Linked DNA regions of Homo sapiens: regions 1 and 3 are each linked to region 2. Evidence: read pairs that join two places in POLR2A ChIA-PET (ENCODE). Cell type or tissue: CD4-positive, alpha-beta T cell. All regions are shown on one strand. Links, peaks and the distances in the headings refer to the core of each region. The heading gives the core; the rest is flanking DNA.

Evidence for each region. ChIA-PET counts read pairs that join two places held together with the same protein. Peaks named below come from ENCODE experiments on the same cell type or tissue, not always from the same donor. Only the 100,000 strongest peaks of a DNase experiment are listed, where the experiment ranks them.
Region 1: POLR2A ChIA-PET joins it to region 2 with 6 read pairs; 2 of 35 experiments call an interaction of 5 or more read pairs at or near these places.
Region 3: POLR2A ChIA-PET joins it to region 2 with 7 read pairs; 2 of 35 experiments call an interaction of 5 or more read pairs at or near these places.

Annotation. Positions count from the first base shown.
Region 1 is chr14:51,845,387-51,850,386 of GRCh38, reverse strand. It overlaps a transcript of GNG2 not described here. Among named protein-coding and RNA genes, the nearest start is that of GNG2, 13 kb to the left of the region's middle. RefSeq lists enhancers at 2,076-2,225, 2,787-2,846, 3,177-3,276. In CD4-positive, alpha-beta T cell, for the core only: a CTCF peak has its summit at 2,705; DNase peaks (open chromatin) are centred at 1,046, 3,006, 3,406, 3,656 and 1 weaker place; H3K4me3 peaks cover 1,265 bases; H3K27ac peaks cover 3,875 bases.
Region 2 is chr14:52,738,775-52,747,213 of GRCh38, reverse strand. STYX (serine/threonine/tyrosine interacting protein) reads right to left here. Exons shown (of 11, transcript NM_145251.4): 2 at 2,330-2,362; 3 at 735-788. Among named protein-coding and RNA genes, the nearest start is that of STYX, 13 kb to the right of the region's middle. In CD4-positive, alpha-beta T cell, for the core only: no CTCF peak of the experiment used is centred there; DNase peaks (open chromatin) are centred at 4,533 and 5,143; H3K4me3 peaks cover 1,716 bases; H3K27ac peaks cover 4,581 bases.
Region 3 is chr14:53,106,436-53,111,435 of GRCh38, reverse strand. The region is part of intron 1 of DDHD1 (DDHD domain containing 1); the gene reads left to right. Among named protein-coding and RNA genes, the nearest start is that of DDHD1, 44 kb to the left of the region's middle. RefSeq lists an enhancer at 2,121-2,420. In CD4-positive, alpha-beta T cell, for the core only: no CTCF peak of the experiment used is centred there; a DNase peak (open chromatin) is centred at 2,295; H3K4me3 peaks cover 1,660 bases; H3K27ac peaks cover 2,434 bases.

The sequences.
Region 1 (5,000 bases), core at 1-5,000, 890 kb after region 2:
ATTAGGAGGGAGGGGTTTATTTTTTTCATGAGAGCTGTTTTTTAAATAAGATTGCCGCAAAGAGAACTCAAATGGGAGCCACATAAACAGGCAATTTTAACAGCCACATAAGAGGCAACTTACTTTAAGAGGAAGAAATATGAAAACTTGCTTCTAAAATTAAGGGTGGGAGTGCAAAAAACAAAAATAAAATCTCCAAGGAACAGCCAAATGAAAACAACAGAAGCTGAAGAAAGAGAAAGGACCAAGAGGCAACTATGCTGCTTTCAAAACTCCCAGAAACAAAGTTTTAATTCCGTGATTAGTATTAGTCTTTTTAGGGATGGAGTTGGGTTGGGAGGAACAACTTTTTGGTTTAAAAAGGATGGGGATATTACTGGAATTGGCCATTTAAAAGCATTTATTTTTTATTAGGCAGGCATGGTGGTACCCGCCTATAGTCCCAACTACTTGGGAGGCTAAAGTGGGAGGATCACCTGAGCCCAAAAGATAGAGGCTGCAATGAGCTGCAACAATCATGACACTGCACTCCATCATGGGCAACAGAGTGAAACCTTGTCTCAAAAAAAAAAAAAAAAAAAGCATTTGCTTTGTATCTAAAATTAGGTATAATTTATACATTTGAATATACAAATATTTATTGGAAGTTTACTAGGTGCCAGAAGGAAACAAAACAGTGTTTCTGATCGCATGGATTTTACATGATAGTGAGGGAATGCAAAAATAAAATCATTAACAAATAAATATGTCAGGTAGCATTAAATTTTGAGAAGAAAAATAAAGCAGTGAAGGGGAACAGAGCAGCAGGAATGTACCCAGTATTTTAAATTGAATGATCAAGGAAGGGTGCTGGTTATTCTCTGATCGCCATCTCCTCCCTCACCCTTTTCAATTCATTCTCCACTTTGCTTTGCTCTCCAAGATGGCCCTCAATTATTTCTTGGCTTCTACTGTTCATACTCTGGTATAGTCTCTTCCCACACTGAGTCAGAACTGATCTGTGTGACTAATAGAATGTGGCTGAAGTGACAATGTGTGATTTTTCAAGGCTAGGTCATAACAGGCCCTGTAGCTTCCACCTTGGCCTCCTTGAGCATTTGCTCTGGGGGAAACCAGGTGCCATGTTGTGAGGTCACTCAAGTTGCCCTGTGGAGAGGTCGATGTGGGGAGGATCTTAGGTCTCCTGTCAACAACCAGCACCAACTTGCCAGCCATGTAAGCGAGCCACCTTGGAAATGGATCCTCCACCCCAGACAAGCCTTCAAACAACTGACATTTTGACTGTAACCTCAAGTTAGACTGAGGGCCAGAAATGTTAAGATAAGCTGCTCCCAAATTCCTGACCCACAGAAACTATAAGAGAAAAAAAGTATATATTGTATGAAACCGCTGTTTTGGGGATCATTTGTTATATACCAGTAGATAACTTGTATAGTACCCAGTACTTCATTACTCCAACTCCCTCGATCTCTGATTTCCATCTGTGTTAGACCAGCGGGTAGAAAGTGAGGTCAGTGTGTCTATTCCTCAGCATTCTTCTCTGGTCCTGGTTTCCTTCCTCAAGAACCACAACTTCTTCTGGGCAGCCCCACAGGTGTCCAGGACTGCAAATCTCTGCATTCCTCCAACACTAGCCCATTCGAGCCTAGGTGTGGCATCAGATCTTGCTGTTGGTTTCCTGATCCCCACACATACCTCTGTAAATACTCCCTTCATTCTCCTAAAAATGGTGTGCCTTCTATTTCCTAATATACCCAGGCTGATACAAACATCCTCCTGCAGGAGAAGACATTTAGACAGAGACCTGAAGGAAGTGAGAGGAGGCCTCCTAACATCTAGGGAAGAATATTTCAACAAGTGCACAGTACTCTCCCCTGAGACTGCAGAAGTTGGGTGTGTTCAGAAGCATCAAGGAGGGGTCAGCATGGATAGAGCAGAATGCACACATAGGGTATAAGGATGGGGCAGTAGTCGGGGGCTATACTTCATAGAGTTTTGTTGGTCACGGTTGTATTCTGAGTGTGATGTACAGCCACGGGGTGGGAAATGGTCTGAACAAGGGCATGACATGATCTGACTTGCATTGTGAGACCAGAATGACGCTAGCCAAAATAGAAACTAGAACAATGAGGAGGGCCTTTTGGAATTTAGAAAGATGATGTTGGCTTGGCTTAGGATGACAAATAGTAAAGGCAAGGGGGAGAGATTGGATTCAGGCTCTATTTTGAAACTAGGGCTATAAGAATTTGCTGCTGACTTGGATGTGAGGGAAGGAGAGTAAGGGTGAGGAAGACTCCAAAGTGAATGGTGACTGGTGGAGCTATTTACTAGGATGGACTCAAGAGAGTGGAGGGGGCAGTGTGGAGTGAAGAGGGAAGGAAATCAAGAATTTGTTCATCTCAATTTCCAAAGAGGAAAAAGGAAAAGCCTAATCTTCCACTGTTAAAAAGGAAGATGAGAGGTAATTTTTCATTTTACAAAAAAAAAAAAAAAAAAAAAAAAAAAGAAAAAGGACCTGTATTCATAGAGTAACATCCCTATGTCCTGGCCTATTAGAATATCGCCATTAGAAGACTTTTTAAAATCAAGGAGCACATTCTCAATTTTAGTTGGAAGTGCGATCACCTCTTGGTAATTTGACTCTCCAAAGGTCAGACTAAATAAATCCAGGAGCTAAGGCCTTCTGAGGGTCCATGGCCCCTCTCGTCTGTGATAAAACTCAACCCGCCTGTAGGTGGAAGATTCTACACCACTGAGGATTCTAATTATCCTGCCTGTAAAAGATAATCTCACTGGTTAACTTCACATGACTTTCTTTTTTTTAAATTTGAAATGTGACTACCTTCAGCTCCAGGATGTGACAGGAAACAAGACTCAACAGATACTTCCGCTTTTCTTGGGACAGCACCCTTCAGCCCACTTCCGTAGTCAGGGCTACTCTTACCATAAAAGTAGAGCTGTGCCCCCACCCAAACCAAGAGGCTCACTTCTTACACAACGTCGGTTACCTGCTTTTCCTTTGCAGACTTGAAGTGTCAGAGAATCTGCCAATTGGGGTTGACACTCCCGCTTACAGACTTCCCTCTACAGACGCTGCAGAGACCAAGTGGCATTCGTCACCTCTCCTCTGTGCTGAGGGGAGAAGGCGACGCCCTGTGCCTCATGGTGGGGTCAGCTGCATGCTCACTCCCACCCTCCCAGTCTGCAGCCTGCCTGGGGATGCCAGTTCACAGGCCTGTCTTGATGCCAACGGGCGTTTGTTGTTGTTGTTGATTTCATAATGACCTCTGTCTAAAAATTCTGTAGGCTTCCAGGAAGGGACACAGCATACCGTGATAAAATGGATTTTTCCACCCCTCCCCCCCTCTGGTTACCATGGAAACTCTGAATGACTGATTTCCTGGTTGCCATGTAGATGCAGTGGGATCCCAGCCGCTGCACCACACAAAGACGTCAGTAAGAATAGCGAGAAAACAAAACAAAACCAAAAGAATCATGTTTGAAAAGACAAAGGATTGCATCTCAAGCTTTCTTCTCTCACACAAAAGTGGAGGGAAGGAAGCAATTGTAATTAGGAATGGTGCCCTTCCTGGAGTAGGGGTGCATGCACCTGTCCCACATGGGAGGGAAGACTGGAAAAAGGGGAAATCCCTTTTTTGTAGCCAGGGGTGTTGGCATGGTGACGGGCAGGCAGATGCCATTCTCAGGTGACTAGAGCCCTTCAGCACTCAGCCTGCGTTCCACCAAGGAAACCTGAAATATTCAGCTGGGTGGCAGAATTAAGTTAGGTAGAAAACAAAGCAAAAAACAGGTCGCACACACATTTTTTTAGAATGTTCTTCTTTTTATAGTTCTAAATTTTAGAATTAAGATTCCAAATGCTTGAATTTAATATGGGGTTGAGGTTGAATTTTTACTTCTATCCAACAACTTCAGAGAATTAACAACAAATTTAGCTGCTTTCCTGTCTTTTTAAAATTGATTTGTAACAGCCTGATAAAACCACATAAGAAAAATTGATTAATCCAGGTTTATATGGTTTTCATAACCTAGGTATTATCCATCTTTAGTAATATGTATGATGAGAACTTGTGTGTGAAAAAAATTGTATGTAAAAAATATTCTATATTACTCCAAATATATACAAAAACTAAAATGGTTGATAACTCACCTCCTTGATTTTTCATGATTATATCTGAGTCAAGTAGTTTAAAATTAATCTGTTTTTCCTTTTCCAATATCCACCTTTCTGCCTTTTGACAAATGGTTTATACATTTTAAAAACTGAATCTAGTAGGATTCACAGAGTTACTGGTGCTTTACTGTTAATTTTTGGCAGCTGAATCACAAGGTCATTTTGTAATACCTATCTTGTCAAAGGTGGAAGCTGCAATGAACTGGAGTGTCCCATGTTTTATAGATGCTGGAGCAGTGATGTCGAGACAAAACTCTGTGCCCGGGGGACTACAGAGCACAAAGAGGATGGATCCAGCCCTGTAACTACCATTTCTTAATATTATTTCCAGCATATACCACTGACTCATCACTCAGGCCAGCACGTCCCAAACTGGATCAATAGGTGGCACGCAGGGTAAAAAGTGCAGATGGGGAATTCAGAGCTCAAATCATTTTGCAAAATCTTAGGTTCAAGAACATTGACCAGGTTTATTTACCATGGGACTTCTCGGGGCTTTTGATATTCTGACATCTGGGATGACTCTCTGAGAGGGAGTTCTACAGAATAAGAATGGCATTTCCCAAACGTATTTGGCCACTGAGTACTGCCTTCACAGAATCTCTCGTAGTTCTTCAGAGCATACTTTGAGAAATGCTGGGCAAGATTGCCTCTAAGATCTAATTATAGTTTAAAGATCCATGGATATTTATTTATTTATTGAGACAGGTCTCACTGTCACCCAGGTTGGAGTGCAGTGGTATGATCTCAGCTCACTGCAGCCTTGACCTCCTGGGTTCAGTCAATCCTCCCACCTCAGCCTCCT
Region 2 (8,439 bases), core at 1,945-6,944:
TTAAAATGAGATCTACCTATTTTAACTGCAACTGAGTAAGTCCATTAAAGTTTGACTATGTAGAATATCTATACGGATTGAATATCCCTTATTTAAAATGCCAGGGACCAGAAATATTTCAGAGTTTGGATTTGTTTGTTTTGCCTATTTGCATTATACTTATAATTGAGCATCCCTAATCCAAAAATCCGAAATCCGAAATACTCCAGTGAGGATTTCCTTCGAGTGACATACTGGTGCTCAAAAAGTTTCAAATTTCAGAGCGGGGATACCAACTAGCTCTCTAAAGTCTGGCTGGCAAAACAGAACTAAGGTGAATGACTTTCAATTAACACACACAGTCTTACCCTTGATAAGGAAGGTTTAACTAAACATTGAAATTCCTTATTTTGGGCTTTAACTACATCTCATATTGTTCTGAAGCTATGATTAGCAATTACAGATGTCTAGTGTTTTAGAGAGTAAATAAGTTATTAAAGGTCAGTTATTTGGTAAATCTTTCAAACATACAAATTTCATGAGGAAAAAACAAAAACTCTGATTTGTGGTGAAACACTTGAGAACTACTGGTCTAGTAAAATAGGGAAAGAGGAAGGTACTCCAGAGTGACAATTACTGTTAACAGACAGTATTTGTGGATGCTCCCTAAAATAAAACTCTTTATTACTAAAAAACTTACCCAAGAAAAGTTGGTTAATAAAAGTCTCTCTTGATGAATCTAACAAAGTTCATACCTTGCTTTTCATAGCAGATGAATATGGGCCTAAGAACAATCCAGGTAAAATTTCCTAGAAAAAAAAAAATTTGAGGTATTTACCATCAGCAATTTAAATCTATAAGGCTATATAAATAAGACAAACCTTATTTGGCCAAATCAAAAGCAGCACAAGATACAACAAGATTGGAACTATTATCTATTTTTTTAATCTTTTTTTTTTTCTTTAAAAAATAGAGACGAAGTCTCACTATGTTGCCCAGGCTGATAAGGAACTCCTGGGCTCTAGTGATCCTTCTGCCTCAGCCTCCCAAACGGCTGGAATTACAGACATGAACTCCTGTGCCTGACCTAAAACTATTATCTATAGTTAATAGAAGCAAATTATTACTGTAACATAAAAATTCCAAATTCAAATATTTGCCAGTTGACAAAATTTCAACAAGTATGTACCTTCCAGATGTTGAATTCAAATTTATTTTATGTAAATTCAATACAGAAAGCTTTCAGTCTGGATATATCATACCCTAGATACTAACAGTAACTTTATAGTTCAGTTCTATAAGTCATAATTATTTGTATATAAAACTGATTTCTTCCACCAGGCTTTTGTGGGCAGAAATTACATTTAGTCATCTTTGCATTCCTCCTAACACCAAGTAAAATGCCTCATAGGTACTCACCTATTTTTTCAAAGTGAACTTTCATTAAGAGAGAAAAGTAACAGATTTTTAGAAGTCATGGGATTCCCAGGAACAAGATACTGCTTAATCCTGGGGCAAACAGACTTGACGGTAAATGGTATGAAATGCAAAAGAAAATGAACTGCTATGAGGGTTAGCTATCGTTTAATTCATTCCAAACTGAAAGTATTCAATTTGATCTTCTAGAAGACTTAATTGTGGAAGTTGATTAAAAATCGGACACAAAATGAACAATGCTTATTTGCTGTACAGACAACTCTCCCTAACTTATCTAGACAAACAGAGAAAGCAAACTGCTTTCAAAAGGAATACAAAGAAAGTATCCAATTTTTCACGTGAGGAAAAAGAAAGTGACTCATTGGCCAGGCACGGTGGCTCATGCCTGTAATCCCAGCACTTTGGGAGGCCAAGGTGGGTGGATCACCTGAGGTCACTGGATCACCTGAGGTCAGGAGTGTGAGACCAGCCTGAACAAGGAGAAACCCTGTCTCTACTAAAAATACAAAATTAGCTGGGTGTGGTGGCGCATGCCTGTAATCCCAGCTACTCGGGAGGCTGAGGCAGGAGAATCACTTGAACCCGGGAGGTGGACGTTGCGGTGAGCCGAGATCGTGCCATTGCACTCTAGCCTGGGCAACAAGAGCGAAACTCTGTTTCAAAAAAAAAAAAAACAAAAAAAAAACCAAGAGAAAGTGACTCATTAAGCACATACACCTATTACTACGTTCCTCTTTCTAATTTCCCATCGTTTTAAGATCCAAGATTAACCTTAAATATTTAAAATAATTATTTAAAATACATAATGATGAACCTACAGATCATGAAATCAGCAGGTCTCAAATCCTATAAACTAAGGTTCTTATTATGATAATAACATGGGTTGGTTTGAACAAAGAAAAGGTTGCCATACCTGCATCTCTCGTCTCATAGGGTAGGTCCACTCCTGGGAAGGAAAACATAAGAATAAAAGTAGATAACATTTAAAAAGTCACCCAATTAAAGGCTAAAGATGTGACACACAAGTATGTAGATTTTTTAAAGTTACATTATACTTTAAGAACATTTTATTAAAATAGCAGACTTGGTTTCACAAACATCTGAAAATTGAAGTGACAAGAAACAAAGCTTAAAGCATTCTTTAAATAACTAGGCTTCCAGAATTGTTATGTTACTTCATAAAATGGATGAAATTACTCATTAAACTTAAGAATAGAATAGATATTCCAGAAGATTCTCCCAAAACTGATCTTCTAAGTCAGAGATGCCAATAGATTTTTTTTGTTTCTCATGCCAACTCTAATCAACTGACAGCAGATACCTAAAACACTGTGTGGTCCAAGACAGGAAGAAGAGTGTCTGATCAACAAATAATATCTGAAATGGATAAAAGAAGAATGCTATGTCATACGTACTTGCCATCTCTGATCTAAAATGCCAAATGCTTATCAAAGAGCCTTTCCTTCATCTCACTTGGGCCTAACATTCTTGTCTAGTTCAATTATTTTAACACATATCACAAAACATAAGAGACTTCATTTTGTCTTTGGAATGCAGACCAATATAAAGAAGCTGTAAAACAACACAAAATGTCAATGGTAAAAGATAAAAAATATTTTAAAACTTAGAAAAAAAGTATAGTGAATTGAAATGAAGAATCGAAATAGACTAAAAGGCCAGGCTCTGTGGCTCATGTCTGTAATCCCAGCACTTTGGGATGCCGAGGCAGGCAGATTGCTTGAGCTCAGGAGTTTGAGACCAGCCTGGGAAACAGGGTGAAACCCCTTCTCTACTAAAAATACAAAAAAATTCGTTGGGCATGGTGGAGCCTGCCTGTAATCCCATCTACACAGGAGGCTGAGGTGGGAAGATCGCTTGAGCCTGGGAGGCAGAGGTTGCAATGAGCTGAGATCACCCCACCACTCCAGCTAGGGTGACAGACTGAGACCCCGTCTAAAAAAATACTATAGTACAGATAGTCCTCATTTGTCAGTGGGTTGACTGCATTCCAAAAGTTTCTAAGTTGGTTGCTTAAAACTCAGAATTATTATTAGTAATTAGGTTTCTGAAGTAGTCTGGAAAATATTTTTTTAACCTTTTATTTTGAAACAATTTTAGGATTATAGAAAAGTTGCAAAAATAGTACAAGGAATTCCATTTACCCTTCACCCAGATTCTCTAAGTCAGAAAAGTATTTTTTTTATTTTTTTATTTTTTGAGACCGAGTCTTACACTGTCATCCAGGTTGGAGTGCAGTGGCGCGATCTCGGCTCAATGCAAGCTCCGTCTCCCGGGTTCACACCATTCTCCTGCCTCAGCCTCCCGAGTAGCTGGGACTACAGGCACCCACCACCACGCCATAATTTTTTTGTGTGCTTTTAGTAGAGACGGGGTTTCACCGTGTTAGCCAAGATGGTCTTGATCTCCTGACCTCGTGATCTGCCCGCCTCGGCCTCCCAAAGTGCTGGGATTTCGGGAGTGAGCTACTGCCCCCGGCCCAGAAAAGTATTTTTAACACAGAAGGTAGAAATAGTATACATCTATAATGAAAAGAGAGAATAATAATCCTACAATGAGAGACAGGTTTTTTTTTTTAACTAAGAGAAACAGAAAACATTTTTATTTTTAATCTTGAAAACTGTTCTCAGCAATATAGTAGTAGACTATAAACCCCGAGTAATGACAGTTTAAAAAAATCAAAAAGCCGGGCGCGGTGGCTCACACCTGTAATCCCAGCACTTTGGGAGGCTGAGGCGGGTGGATCACCTGAGGTTAGGAATTTGAGACCAGCCTGGCCAACATGGTGAAACTCCATCTCTACTAAAAATACAAAAATTAGCCAGGCATGGTGGCGGGAGCCTGTAATCCCAGCTACTTGGGAGGCTGAGGCAGGAGAATCGCTTGAACCTGGAAGCGGAGGTTGCAGTGAGCTGAGATCGTGGCATTGCACTCCAGCCTAGGCAACATCAGTGAAACTCCATCTCAAAAAAAAAAAAAAAATCAAAAGATTCATAGCAATCAATCAGAAGGAGGCCAGTTATCCTGAGCCAGCATAAGGAAGTCCCCTGTGTTTTAATACTATAAAGAAACTAACTTTGAAATGACCAATCCACTTTTTGTTTCATTTCTGCTTTATTTAGCTAGATTTTGCCTATAAATTCAACTTCCTCTGCTCAGCACACTGAAATGCCTTTTCTAAATCTTTTGATGACACACTGCCTGATTCATGAACCACTAATAAAAGTGAGTTAGATTTTTAAGCTAAATTTGTTGTAATTTTGTCTTTTGACACAGGGTAGGCCTATGTTTGGCTTTACTAGATACTGCCAAAAGTTTTGTAAAACCACTGTACACTCCCACCAGCAATGTATGGGACTTCTAGTTGTTCTACATCTTCACTACGGCCTTATTTTAAGTGGAAACGTACTTGTAAACATAAGACAAAGTCTATGATCTGCTCAAAGTCGAACTCAGATCAAGACCAAAAAGCTAGAACTCCCAAAGGCAACATCCTCAGTGAAAGATAAACTAGGGAAAGAAAGAAAAACAAAAACTCAACTCATCCCACAGAAGTGAGTACTCTTGTCCTTCCTAGCTTTGGCTCTGGGTAGGTATTGGTAGTGGTGGAGTGGGGTCTTCCTAACCACAATCTGGCATCCACTCAAGTTTGGGGTTAGAATTCAGTTACTTTTGTGAGGCCAAGTGAGAATTTAATGTAAGTGGTCCTGGGTAGATTGCATCCCTGGATTCCTGGAAGAAGCAAATGCATATTCTCTAGAAAAACACACCTTAAACCTAGATCAGAAATAATTCACACAGATAAAGTCCCAACAAGCTCACAATCAAAAACTAATTTAAAAACAGGAAATGAGCCACCACAGGAAGCAGAAACAACTGAGTTACACTTACAAAACTGCAGATATTATAAGCAATAACGAAAAATATAAAAAATTTAAAGAAATTAGAGTATCAAAATATGACCAGACTAAGAAATTGATTTTTAAAAACACAGAATATGTAGAAATAAGAAGTATAATTGAAATTAAAAATCAGTGAATAGGCCAGGTGCGGTGGCTTACACCTGTAAATTACCAAGTACTTTGGGAGACTGAGGTAGGCGGATCACTTGAGCTCAGAAGTTTACCAGCTTGGGCAACATGGTGAAACCCTGTCTCTACTAAAAATATAAAAATTAGCCAGGCATGGAGGTGGCACGCCTGTAGTCCCAGCTACCCGGGAGGCTGAGGCAGGAGAGTTGCTTGAATCTGGGAGGTGGAAGCTGCAGTGAGCCGAGATTGCACCACTGCACTCCAGCCTGGGTGACAGAGTGAGACTCCATCTCTCATACACACACACACGAAACTCAAAAGTAAAATCAAAAGATATCATTACCTACCATTAGAATGGTTAAAGTTAAAAAAATTGACAACACCAAATGCTGGTGATGATGTGGAGCAACTGGGACTCTCACACATTGCTGGTGGGAATGTAAAATGAAATGGTAAACATACACCTACCCTATTATAATATCTAGCCATTCCACTCCTAGGCTTTACCAAAAAAAAAATATATATATATATATATATAAAAACATATATCCACACAAAGACTTATACATGAATATTTATAGCAGCTTTATTTATTGTAGTCTCAAAGAACTCAAATGTCTATGGTCTCTTCATACAAAGGAATAGTAGTACTCAGGGATAAAAGTCTACGAAGTACTCATAAACACAACAACATGGATGAATTTCATTGACATTATGCTCAGTGAAGAAAGCCACACACAAAAGAGTCCATTTGCATGATTCCATTTGTATCAAGTTCAAGAGCAAGGAAAACTAATCTATGTTGATAGAAATCTGGTTTCCTATTGTGGAATGGGAGAGGAAATGCCTGGAAATAGATGTAACCTTCTATGCTAATAGAATGTTCTTGTATCTTGATGGGGTGGATTAGTGTATGTTCATCAAAACTCAATGAACTGCACACTTACTATTTGTACATTACACTATATAAATTTTACCTTTATTAAAAAAGATCAACTAGACAAAAGACAGATTACACACAAAGGAAGGACAATCAGATGGACACTGACTTCTCAATTGCATGAACAGAAGCCAGAGGACACAAATAATTCATTCATAGTGGCAGGACAAAAACAACTGTTAATTAAGAATATATGCTCGGAAAAATATCTTTAAAGAAAAAAAGTTAAAATGTTCTTTGAAGAAGGGATACTATCACTGTCTATTTTAGTCATAGAGAACCTAAGTAACTTGATTTTGGATCCAGAGAGTCTGAACCCAGAGTTCATTCTCTGAATCAATATACTATACAGTCTTTCAATGTAAGAATGAACTTTACGGCAAACATACAGTTACAATTAAACAAATATTGGCTGCATAAAATAATGACTAATTTATGGATATTAACAGAATAGAAATAAAGCATGTAATTTCTAAGCCAGCAATGAGGGAAATGTAATTGTTTACTAGATACTTTTTTTTTCTTTTTGAGACGGAGTCTCGCTCTGTCGCCTAGGCTGGAGTGCAATGCAGTGGCACGATCTCAGCTCACTGCAACCTCCGCTTCCCAGGTTCAAGCAATTATCTGCCTCAGCCTCCTGAGTAGCTGGGATTACAAGCGCCCACCACCAAACCTGGCTAATTTTTGTATTTTTAGTAGAGATGGGGTTTCACCATCTTGGCCAGGTTGGTCTTGAACTCCTGACCTCATGATCCACCTGCCTCGGCCTCTCAAAGTGCTGGGATTACAGGCATGAGCCACCGCGCCCAGCCTAGATTCTTTAACTTACCAATGTGTTATGGTAATCTTTTTATATATGAGTTTTTTAGCCAGGTATGGTAGCTCACACCTGCAATCCCAGCCCTTTGGAAGGCTGGGGCAGGAGGATAGCTTGAGCCCGAGTTCAAGACCAGCCTGGGCAATATAGGGAGACCTCATCTCTACAAAAATTAAAAAATTAGCCAGGTGCGGTGGTGGTGCATGACTGAGGTCCTAGCTACTTGGGAGGCTGAGGCAGGAAGATCACTCGGGCTTGGGAGGTCGAGGCTGCAGTGAGTCATCATGGTGCCATTGCACTCCAGCCTGGGCAACAGAGACAGACCCTATCTCAACGAAAAAAAAAAAAAAAAAAAAAAAGAAAGAAAGGAAAAAGAAAACAGTTTTTAAAGACTTTAGGCCAAATACTCTTTTTAGTCATGGTACCCCTAATGATAAGCACAGTGCCTGACACAGAATAAGCACAAAATAGATGCATTTCAGAGATCTACTGCACTAAATGTTATTGACTTTTTTCTTTTTAAAAGATTCTCAAGTAGTCTAACAGCCAGCCTTATCTTCCTGAAGCAACTTGTCAGAGCTGTGATAAAGAAGAAAATCAATTAAAGAAATGAGTACTTTTGAATTTATCTAAAGTGAAATCACTAAATTTTGTGTAATTAAAGAAAAAAAAACAGGGCAACACATATCAAGGAATGGTGTAAATATATTCTGGGAAATACTTGTGTAAGGCAAGGAAGACTTTCCCTCTACCATCAGGATTCGATAACAGTCTATGAAATAAACTAAATGGAGAAAATGTATACAAATTTATTATGTGTATGGGAGTATCACAGGAAAGAAAAGTGTATACCAAAAAAAAAAAAGTGGTATTTTTAAAAAGTGTATACCAAAAACAAACAAAATCCGTGATATTTCAAACCAGTCTATGAAATAAACTAAACGGAGAAAAGGTATACAGATTCATTATGTGCATGGGGGTATCACAGGAAAGAAACGTGTATACAAAAAAAAAAAAAGTGATATTTAGGAGTTTATATACCCTTTATATAGCATGGGGGTAGAGGTATACAGGCAATTTAGAAGAACAATTCTGGAGAAAGATAAATGGGCCCTTAGAATAATAATAGATGATACTTTGTGTCAGTTTGTCTGGGTGTGGTGCTGACTTTTACTCTCCTCTCCAGTGATAAGAGACAATCTTCCCTGGTTGATCAA
Region 3 (5,000 bases), core at 1-5,000, 370 kb before region 2:
TCATTATCACCAATAGCTACCCAGTCCTAGCTACTGTTAAAAAAAAAAAATGATTTATGGGATATAGTCTTTACCCTAATGGAGAAATAAATGCTTGATGGTCTAAATTATAACTTAGAATATGTTTTTCTATAAGAAAACATAAAGGATGGTTTGATGGCAACAGTGCATTAATACATTAGATATTTAATAGTTCAGGGGCTGATCTGGATTAGACAATCCAAAGTGCTGGGATTCTAGGCGTGAGCCACCGCGCCCGGCCACATAAATATCTTTATTGCGAATGTATTCCTACTCACACATGAGATCCACTCAAGCATTTGCATAGTAGAAAATGAACCTTAGAATTATTTTTCAGTCAAGAAGAACCCATGTTCTTCTTTTGATTTCAATAAAGACCGTTCTTCCTAGCAATTGTAATTAGGATAATGACTTAGTTATTTTCTCTTTTTTTGAGACGGACTCTCGCTGTGTCACCTAGGCTGGAGTGCAGGTGCGATGGTGTGATCTCAGCTCACTGCAGCCTCCGCCTCCCGGGTTCAAGAGATTCTTCTGCCTCAGCCTCCTGAGTAGCTGGGATTACAGGCGTGTTACCACCAAGCCCAGCTAATTTTATATTTTTAGTAGAGACAGGGTTTCACCATGTTGGCCAGGCTAGTCTCGAACTCGTGACCTCAGATGATCCGCCCACCTCAGCGTCCTTAAGTGCTGGGATTACAGGTTTGAGCCACCACGCCTAGCTATGATAGTTACTCTTATCTTTTGAGTTCTCAAGATGTATGAAGACATAACACCTGTATCTAAGAATTCCAGAGAAAGGAGGAAGACTAAATAGAATACAGTTAAGAAAAATACTGACAGACATGTACAGAATTATTTCAGTGAAATCATAGAAGGTGAAGAAAGGCTTTCCTGAAGAAGTAAATGTAAAAGCTAGCTAAATGTAGAAAATAGGCACAAGCATCCCAGACAGAAGGAACAGCATATGCAAGATACAGAAGTAAGAACCAGCACAACACATTCTGGGTTTTAAGGAGGAGAGAGTAAATGAAGGGAATCTGAATGTATGTGCATGTACTTACATATACACTTGCTTGTGAGTAGGCATTGGGTAATGGTGGTGAGAGTGTTGTAGAGTTGAAACTAGGGATACTGAGTTTACGTAGGAGGCTTCTGAAATAAAACAAGAAATGATTAGTGTGAACTCAAATAATGACTGTAGGCCTGATAAACAAGGGATGAATTTGAGAGTGATTTAGGAGATGGAATAAACAGCATTTAGTGTCCAGTTGTAAGAAGTACTTGAGGAGGCAGCATCTTGGATGACTCCCAGGTTTCTGCCTTGGGTAGCCACCTAAATACTGTCAGCTTTCCATTCACTGTGATAGGGAATGCAGGTGGAAAAATGGGTGTGTGTTTTGTTTTGTTCAATTTTTTTCCAGGAAGCTAAGGGTTTCATGACTATTTGTGGTTGAACACCAGTAAAGAACCTCTACTGCTTGGGAGGTGAGAACTAAATGAGAGCTGAAAATGCATTTTGTATTTGAGAGTATAGGTTGTATTATGTAGTAGAAAGAGCTTGAATGAACTTTGAACTCAAACTTTGGTTGGAATCTTGGTTCTCACATTACTAGTAGCTATGTGCCTTTAAGCAAATTATTTAGTTTCACTAAGACTTAGCTTATTCATTTGTAAAGTTGGGAGAATGATAGCCTTTTAAGATTATTGTTAAATGAGATGAGCTTCTGGGTCTGGAAGATAATGGCAACTGTCCAAATCTAAATCTCTCCGCATGTCCTCCCCAAAAGCTGTAAGAACAAAAGGACTCCACACACACATGCACACACACATATATATACACAGAAACCATACATAACTGACACTTTCAGCACTACCGCAAGACAGATGATACCATGAATTTTTAATTACCTTTATACAAGGAAATAGCACATTACAATGGTTCCTGTTGCTGCTACAAACCTGTGAGTGGGAAGAGCTGGGTAAGGAAAGGCTTAAGAGACTGAGAAAATAGGAGAAGGGAACAGAGGTTAAAATAAACCACAGGCAACATCACCCTCAGAAAAAGTCCTCAGCGTTGCCAGGTACAAAGACAGGCCTAGGACTTGGTAATTTATAGAACTAGCTACAGGAAGCTGTATGAAAGTGAGAGGGGCCACAAGCAGCAGCTTCAGAGTAGCATTGCTCCTAGAAGAGACAGAGAAAAGAACGACACCTCTTGGAGGCATGGCAGCAAGAGGAAAGGAAGGAAGTGGGGATAAAATTGAGGCTTCTAGAGAAATGAAAGAGAAACAAGGCACGGCAACCCAACCCCCACCCAACAACTCCACCGTAACACCGTCCATTATAGGCGCTCCTCTTTACTAATCTGCAGAAGTGAATGCTCTTAAACTAAGAACCCAAGAACCCTATGCTCAAGAATAGAAATGAATCAAATGCTACACAAAGCTACTTTAAGAGGAATATAAAAATTTGAAAGAAAGTGTTTCAGTTGATAAAACTTCTCCCCAAAAAAGCAAATGCAAAGGGAAAGGGCATCTCAGTGCTCCAACCAAATAAAATATTCTCAAACAAATCTGTGAACATACTACAAAAACCACAAACTTAGAAGCAGAAATCTAAACTCTGACATGAAAAGAAGTGAAAAAGGAAGAAGTGCAACAAAATTTGATTGAACACAGGAAAGAAATTGAAGAGAAAGGCAAAGCCATCTCGGGAGACTACAGTAATCCAGCTTTATAGCTGTGGTTTCGCTTTCTGCAGTTTCAGTTAGCCACAGTCAACTAGAGTCCAAAAATATTAAATGGAAAATTCCAGAAATAAGCAATTTTAAATTGTTTTTGTTTTTTGGTTTTGGTTTTTTTGAGACAGAGTCTTGCTCTGTCACCCAGGCTGGAGTGCAATGGCACTGTTACCAGGGGTCCTTGCTCCCAGAGCTCCCAAGATGGCAGCGGGCTGCTTCCAAGCTTGTGGCAAGTCTCACGTTCTCTGACCTGGGGTTCTTGGCCTCACGGATTCCAAGGAGTGGAATCTTGGGCCATGCAGTGAGTGTTATAGCTGTATTAGAAGCCGTGGGTCACGGAAGAGAACCTTGGAACCCAGTGACTAGTGTTCAGCTCAATTAGGATGAACCCGGGCACTTAGCTGTGCAGGAACAATGGCAAGCCTTTAGCCCAGTCGGGAAGAGCAGTGGGCGCCTCGCTGGATCAGGAGCACAGCAGACACCCTGCCGGATCCGGAGGGATGGAAGTCAGCGGCAGGTCTGCGATGGTGGCAAACAGCAGTGGTGGATGGGGAATGAAAGCTCAGCTCGAGCCGTAACAAACACGGACCAGAAAAGAGTGCAGTTGCAAGATTTAATAGAGTGAAAACAGAGCTCCCATACAAAGGGAGGGGACCCAAAGAGGGTAGCTGTTGCTGGCTTGAATGCCTGAGTTTATATCCTGATCATTGTCCCTCCCGCTGTGCTCTCAGGCAATAGATGATTGGCTATTTCTTTACCTCCTGTTTTTGCCTAATTAGCTTTTTAGTGAGCTCTCTTTACTACCTGATTGGTCGGGTGTGAGCTAAGTTGCAAGCCCCGTGTTTAAAGGTGGATGCAGTCACCTTCCCAGCTAGGCTCAGGGATTCTTAGTCAGCCTAGAAAATCCAGCTAGTCCTGTCTCTCAGCACGATCTCAGCTCACTGCAACCTCCGCCTCCCGGGTTCAAGTGATTCTCCTGCCTCAGCCTCCCAAGTAGCTGGGACTATAGGTGTGTACCACCATGCCTGGCTAATTTTTGTATTTTTAGTAAAGATGAGGTTTCACCATGTTGGCCAGTCTGGTCTCAATCTCCTGACCTCAGGTGATCCTCCTGCCTCGGCCTCCCAAAGTACTGGGATTACAGGCATTAGCCACTGTATCCAGCCACAATTACAAGTTTTAAATTGGATGCTTTTCTGATTGGTGTGATGAAGTCTCCAGCCATCCTGCTCCATCCTGCCCAGGATGGGAGTTATTCCTTTGTCTAGGATATGCAGCTGTTTATGCCACTGGTCCATTAGTCATTTAGTAGCTGTCTTGGTTATCAGATCAACTGTGGTGGTTTTGAAGTGCTTGTGTTCAAGTTACCTTTATTTTATTTAATAATGGCTCCAAAGCGCAAGAGTGGTGATGCTAGCACATTGTTATAATTGTTGGATTTTATTATTAGTTGTTGTTAATCTCTTATTGTGCCTAATTTATAAAGTAAGCTTTATCATAAATATGTATATATTGCAAAAACATTATAAGGTTCAATACTATTTAAGGCTTCAGGCATCCAGTGGGGGTCTTGGAATGTATCCCCCACAGATAAGGGGGGACTACTGTATATTAATTACAAGGTGCCCGTGGAGAATAGATTCAAATAAAAATCTAATAAGAGCCATTGATAAAAGGAAGGAAAACAACCAAGAGAATGTAAAAAGTAGTTTAAATTCAATACAGGCAAAAGAAGACCTAACATACTTAAAATTGGAGTCCCTAAAGAAGAAAAGCAAATCACTAGAACAGAACTAATTAAACCATAACTCAACACTTTTCAGAAATAATAGGAAATTTCAAATTTTACATATTAAAAGGCCCCATCATGGACAGATTAATACAGAACAGCTCTGAGTCATAGCCTAGTAAAACTATTAGATTTTAAAGACTTTTTTCCTGGGCCTCTTGAGAGGGGAAAAAAGATTATATTATTAATAAAATCAGGCTGACATCAGATTCCTTAAGAACAATATATTTTTTTTTGGTCTCACTCTGTCACCCAGGCTGGAGTGCAGGGGCATGATCTTGGCTCACTGCAACCTCCGCCTCCCAGGTTCAAGTAATTCTCATGCCTCAGCCTCCTGTAGCTGGGATTATAGGCATGCACCACCATGCCCAGCTAATTTTTATATTTTTAGTAGAGCTGGGGTTTTGCTGTGTTGGCTAGGCTGGTCTTGAACTCCTGGCCTCAAGTGAT